2 separate regions of the Homo sapiens genome follow, and region 1 is linked to region 2. The links are chromatin loops, found by intact Hi-C in ENCODE. Cell type or tissue: upper lobe of right lung. All regions are shown on one strand. Each heading gives the region's core, and the rest is flanking DNA. Links, peaks and the distances in the headings are about the cores only. Region 1 overlaps SUFU (SUFU negative regulator of hedgehog signaling). Region 2 overlaps SUFU (SUFU negative regulator of hedgehog signaling).

Evidence for each region. Hi-C counts contacts between places; a loop is a spot of excess contacts. Peaks named below come from ENCODE experiments on the same cell type or tissue, not always from the same donor. Only the 100,000 strongest peaks of a DNase experiment are listed, where the experiment ranks them.
Region 1: a loop joins it to region 2, with 2.3 times the contacts of the local background. A loop is called at or near these places in 104 of 110 quality-filtered maps.

What each region holds. Positions count from the first base shown.
Region 1 is chr10:102,513,309-102,516,210 of GRCh38, reverse strand. The region is part of intron 2 of SUFU (SUFU negative regulator of hedgehog signaling); the gene reads right to left. Among named protein-coding and RNA genes, the nearest start is that of SUFU, 11 kb to the right of the region's middle. In upper lobe of right lung, for the core only: no CTCF peak of the experiment used is centred there; no DNase peak of the experiment used is centred there.
Region 2 is chr10:102,577,534-102,580,435 of GRCh38, reverse strand. The region is part of intron 3 of SUFU (SUFU negative regulator of hedgehog signaling); the gene reads right to left. Among named protein-coding and RNA genes, the nearest start is that of TRIM8-DT, 64 kb to the left of the region's middle. In upper lobe of right lung, for the core only: no CTCF peak of the experiment used is centred there; a DNase peak (open chromatin) is centred at 1,501; H3K27ac peaks cover 988 bases.

The DNA.
Region 1 (2,902 bases), core at 202-2,701, 64 kb after region 2:
TAATCTCAGCAGAGTCGAGGTCGTGTCACTGCACTCCAGCCTCGGCAACAAAGGAAGACTCTATCTCAAAAAAAAAAAAAAAAAAGAAAAGAAAGAAAGAAAAAGAAAAGAAATTCTCCTCAACATTTAAAAATTCACAAATTCAGAGATTTGGGGCCTGAACTCCAACCCTAAGTGAAAGCTTTGGCCTCAGGAAGGGCTCTGGAGAGTCCCTGTTGGGCCCTGCCCCACACTGGGCCGTGACAAAGGACGCCTCACGCTTGCTTGGTGGTCCAGATCACCTGTTCTTAGCAGGGAACTCCACCATCTCATGCAAATAGTCATCCTGACACTGAACATCCCTGAGAGGAAAGGCAGAGGGACCAGGCTTCAGGGAGGTGTGCCCCCCAATGAGCCTGCAGAACACTTCTTTTAGCCTGCTAAACTTAGCCAGGGGTGGGTCCAGTGGCTTAGGGAGGCATTCTGGTTGCCAGCCTCATGAGAGCTCTAGGAGGAGGGCAAAGGTCCAACCAGAGGAGGGACCAAGCTCCCAGTACAGATGTGTATGGCGAAGAAAGGATCTCTCTTGGAAACGACATGTTAAAAAGTTCCTGCAGGCCAGGCGGGATGGCTCACACCTGTAATCCCAGCACTTTGGGAGGCTGAGGTGGGTGGATCACCTGAGGTCAGGAGTTCGAGACCAGCCCGGCCAACATGGTGAAACCCCGTCTCTACTAAAAATACAAGAATTAGCCAGGCATGGTGGCATGCGCCTGTAGTCCCAGCTACTTGGGAGGCTGAGGCAGGTGAATCACTTGAACCAGGGAGGTGGAGGTTGCAGTGAGTGAGATCACACCATTGCACTCCAGCCTGGGTGACAGAGCAAGACTCCGTCTCAAAAAAAAAAAAAAAAAAAGTTCCGGCAAACTAAGCTTTGAGGAGGAAAAATTAGCATTTCTCAACTGCAGGAGACGGAGGCCACACTAAACAACAAGTGGAAAAGTTAATCTGTATCCAGTGTTTTAATAAATAACTCATGCGGGTGCAGAGCCCAGCTAAGAAGAACACAAGGGAAAGGGAGGCTCTCCACCAACCGGGTGGAGGCAGCCCCAGAAAGCCGGTCAGCGGCAGTTCCAGACCCCACGGGGGGTGCAGAACTGCTCCAAACTCCACTGGACATGTGCGCCAAGAAGTCACATTTGTGAGACAGAGCCTAGATCACCCATGGTGGTGAGGCATGGGCATGACCCATGCTTTTGGGCCAACTCCACACAAAGGCTGTCTTTGGAACCAGCCCGACTTGTACAGCAGATGACCTGCCCTGGGAAAATCCCACCAGGGAAGTCTGCCTGAGTTCTCAAATGCACTCTCCAACTACCCAGCCTTCCAGCCTCGGTTAGGGCCCCATAGGCTCTGTCTAGCCAGAGCTGTTGGTGGTACCAGGGACAGCCAGAAATCCTCACAGAGTGATGCTGAAACCACTTCTACAGCCGCATAGATCCCCACATTCCAGTCCACAGCTAGCTGGCCATGAAGGGGAAGGCCAGAGCTGCAAGCTCCGACAGCACTTGGCAGCTGAGGCTCAGCTGTCTGACACCTCCCAAGTCCCAGGGAAGAGTCCCACAGGACAATTTCTCCACTCAGGTCAGTTGGGAGCAGCCTTGGGGTTCCTAGAAAAGCACTCTGTTCTCTCCTGTGGCTGCCCAGACCTGGAACTTGTTCCATCTCTCCAACTTCAGAAATGGCTTCTTAAGAATCTTGATCAAAACAAGTGCTCTCTTGCCTGGTTTCCTTTAGTGAATGTGAATAAGGAAAGAACTTGAATGAAAATGGCCATCCCAAGGCTTATCAAATCATCATACTCTTCATCCCTTTTAGGGTTACCAGGGTGGGCATCCCCTCCTGACCCTGAAGCATGCCTGCCAGGAGCAAGAAGAAATGCAGAGGACCCCTCGCTTCTGCCTGTCCCTACCCTCAACAGGCTGTGAGGAGAAGGAAAGATCATAATAGGAGGAGGTACACAGCAGGCATTTAATAAATGCCGTTGCCAGGAGCACTGGCTCTTGCCTGCAATTCCAGCACTTTGAGAGGCCAAGGCAGGAGGATTGCTTGAGTCCAGTAGTTCGAGACCAGCCTGGGCAACATAGCAAGACCTCGTGTCAACAATAAAAAAAAAAAAATTTGCCGGGTGTGGTGGTGCATGCCTGTGGTCCCAGCTACTTGGGAGGCTGAGGTAGGAGGATCGTTTGAGCCAGAGTGGTTGAGGCTGCAGTGAGCCGTGACCTCGCCACTGCCCTCCAGCCTAGGCAACAGAGCGAGACCATCTCAAAAATAAAAATAAAAATAAATTCATATCAGTTTAAAAAAGGAGAGGATAACTTAAAAGGAACATGAAGTAAATAATACTACAAGTGGCAACAATTATGAAAGTGGCACTAGAAGTTTTTGAAATACTGAGCTAGAAGGTTTTTCAAGTCCCTCTCACTCCTAAAAGCGTTGTTGGTACCGCGTCAGGCTGCAGATGGCATCCCAGGCCCCTTCCTACAGGGTTCCTCTCAAACGCTACCTCCTCACTGCAGCCTCTAGCAATTCAGCAGCCTCACTAGAAGTTACTCCCTCTGCTCTGCTCCCAGACCGTGTTTTACACCCATGGACTGTAGCATTTATTACTCAATATTATAACCATCTTTACATGTTTATCTCCCCTCTAGAACATGAGCTCCTTCAGACAAGAATTATGTCTTGCTATTTTATCCCCCAAGACATCTATTACGATGTTCTGTGTCTGATACAAAGTAGGTGCTTGATGAATGTGTGCTGAAAAAATGAATCAATGCTTCTGCTCCTTTTTTGCTGAAGAGAAGACACAGACAGTGGAAGAATTGTTGCCAGAGATCCATTTGCCATCATTCCAACCCAGCGC
Region 2 (2,902 bases), core at 221-2,720:
GACAGAAACCTTGCAGCAGAGTCTTGAGACAAGGCCCACACTAGGAACTGGGACAGAAATTGAATACAATGATGTATAAACAGCGTAGGAGCAAAAAAAATAAACACATCCTGCGTAATTCCCCTTTAACAGTGGACCTCCTGCAAGGAGAGGAAAAGATGGGATACTCCCCAGCTCAGAAGCTACAATTTGTTACAAACCAACAGAATTTCGCACCCCTGCCTTTCTCCCAACACAGTGCACAGCAGACAGATGCTCCAAAGGAAGGATAATCCCAGGAACATGGCTGACTGCTCAACAGCCCCTCTGCAGGGCTTCCAATCAAACTCCAAAGAAGGGGAAAGACAGAAACTCTCTTTAAGAAAGAAAAAACAACAAAGCAAACAAACTGGGGGCGGGGGGGGGGTGCGGGGGAGGAGACCCAAAACAGATTCTCTGTACATGTGGCTGAGGAGCTCTTGGGGCTAGAAGGTAAAGTTCTTCATAGCTGGTCAAATGGCGCAGATGGTGACCAGTTGTAGAGTTTCCCAACTTGGTCATGTGGTAGAAGCAAGAATTAACCCCTACCCTCACCCACCTACCTTTTCAAAGTTCTGGATGCAGTTTTATCACTTGAAAAGTTCATTTGAGTGTTTGGTTTGAGAGCTTCCCTCAGCTAGCTCTGTCTGATATTAATTTGGCTAAATGTGGTTGCAAGACATGGAGACGGGAAATGAATACGCAGTCCCACTTGATTAAAGAAGACTGAGAGAAGACATATTTGCTCTTGCAAAACTGAAAGGAAATGTAAAGGCTATTCCTTCCAGGTTTTGCCTGGAATCAAAGGAATCGCACAGCTAGCCAAAGGAGACTCAAAACTGCTTCCCTATGCATTTTCTCCAGAACCGCCCGCTCTTCAGCTTCCTTCCTGTCCCTCAAAGCCGCAATCATAAAGGCAAACAGTGAAGTGTAAGGAAAATCCCTTTATAAGCAGAGATGCTCAGTAAACTGGAATACAAGTCACAGCAGGGGAGGTGGGAGGCTGGCGGGCTGCCAGAGACCCTGCAGGTTCTCACCCCAAAGCGAGTGTAGGGGGCTGCAAACCTTTCAGAACTGGACTGATGCAGTTTCGCTAGCTAGAGATAGACTGTGGACCTGACACTCACCCTGTGCCCACATGGGCAGGGCACACAGCAGACAGCCTCATTCTCCCCCCAATGAGGGTGAGGACCCTGACTGCCCACAGAGCTCAGGAGGGTTCACCTGGCCACAGCTTGTAGCTGTCACTAGTCAAACCTCATTTACTCACCCATATATGCTATGCCCACCTGTAAAGTACACAGGTCCTTGCTTACCCCTTAGAGAGAGCCTGAAGTCCTAATCTAGCAGATGCCTTCACTTTTCTTTTTAAGCAGCTCCATCTGTTTAGACACCTGTCAGCATGAGAAGGCAGAATCTTCTGCCCACAAGCTTGTAACTGAGCAAGACCTGCCCTTGTTCCTCTCTCCTTCACCAGCACGAGGGCCTGCCACCTACACACAAGGCAGAGCCCAAGCCTCTTTGCTCTTTTTTTTTTTTCTCCCTTTGAGACAGAGTCTCACTCTGTTGCCCAAACTGGAGTGCAGTGGTGCCATCTCAGCTCACTGCAACCTCTGCCTCCCAGGTTCAGGCAAGTCTCGTGCCTCAGCCTCCCGAGCAGCTGGGATTACAGGCGCGCACCATCATGTCCATCTAATTTTTTTTTTTTTTTGAAACGGAGTCTTGCTCTGTCGCCAGGCTGGAGTGCGGTGACATGATCTCAGCTCACGGCAACCTCTGCCTCACAGGTCCAAGCAGTTCTCCTGCCTCAGCCTACCGAGTACCTGGGACTATAGGCACGCGCCACCATGACCAGCTAATGTTTGTACTTTTAGTACAGACAGGGTTTCACCATGTTGGCCAGGATGTTCTCAATCTCTTGACCTTATGATCCACCCGCCTCAGCCTCCCAAAGTGCTGGGGTTACAGGTGCCACTGCACCCAGACTAATTTTTGTATTTTTAGTAGAGATGGGGTTTCACCATGTTGGCCAGGCTGGTCTCGAACTCCTGACTTCAAGTGATCCACCCACCTCGGCCTCCCAAAGTTCTGGAATTACAGGCATGAGCCATCATGCCTGGCCCCAAGCCTCTTTGTTCTTTGTTTTTTGTTTTTGTTTTTTTTTTTGAGACGGAGTCTCGCTTTGTCGCCCAGGCTGGAGTGCAGTGGCGCGATCCCGAGTAGCTGGGATTACAAGCGCCCACCACCACGCCCAGCTAATTTTTTTGTATTTTTAGTAGAGACGGGGTTTCACCATGTTAGCCAGGATGGTCTCGATCTCCTGACCTCGTGATTCACCCGCCTCGGCCTCCCAAAGTACTGGGATTACAGGCATGAGCCACCAGCCTCTTTGTTCTTAAAGCCAAAGGGACTAAGGAGGTTTTAAACTCGTAGTCCTGGCCAGGCACGGTGGCTCACGCCTGTAATCCCAGCACTTTGGGAGGCCGAGGCGGGCAGATCACGAGGTCAGGAGATGGAGACCATCCTGGCTAACATGGTGAAACCCCATCTCTACTAAAAATACAAAAAAATTAGCCGGGCATGGTGGTGGGCACCTGTAGTCCCAGCTACTCAGGAGGCTCAAACAGGAGAATGGCGTGAATCCGGGAGGCGGAGCTTGCAGTGAGCCGGGATCGTGCCACTGCACTCCAGCCTGGGCAACAGAGCGAGACTACGTCTCAAAAAAAAAAAAAAAACAACTCGTAGTCCTATATACATTTCAACCAAAGAATGCCAGGAGGGCTGGGTGCAGTGGCTCACGCCTGTAATCCTAGCACTTTGGGAGGCTGAGGTAGGTGGATCACTTGAGCACAGGAGTTTGATACCATCCTTGGCAACATGGCAA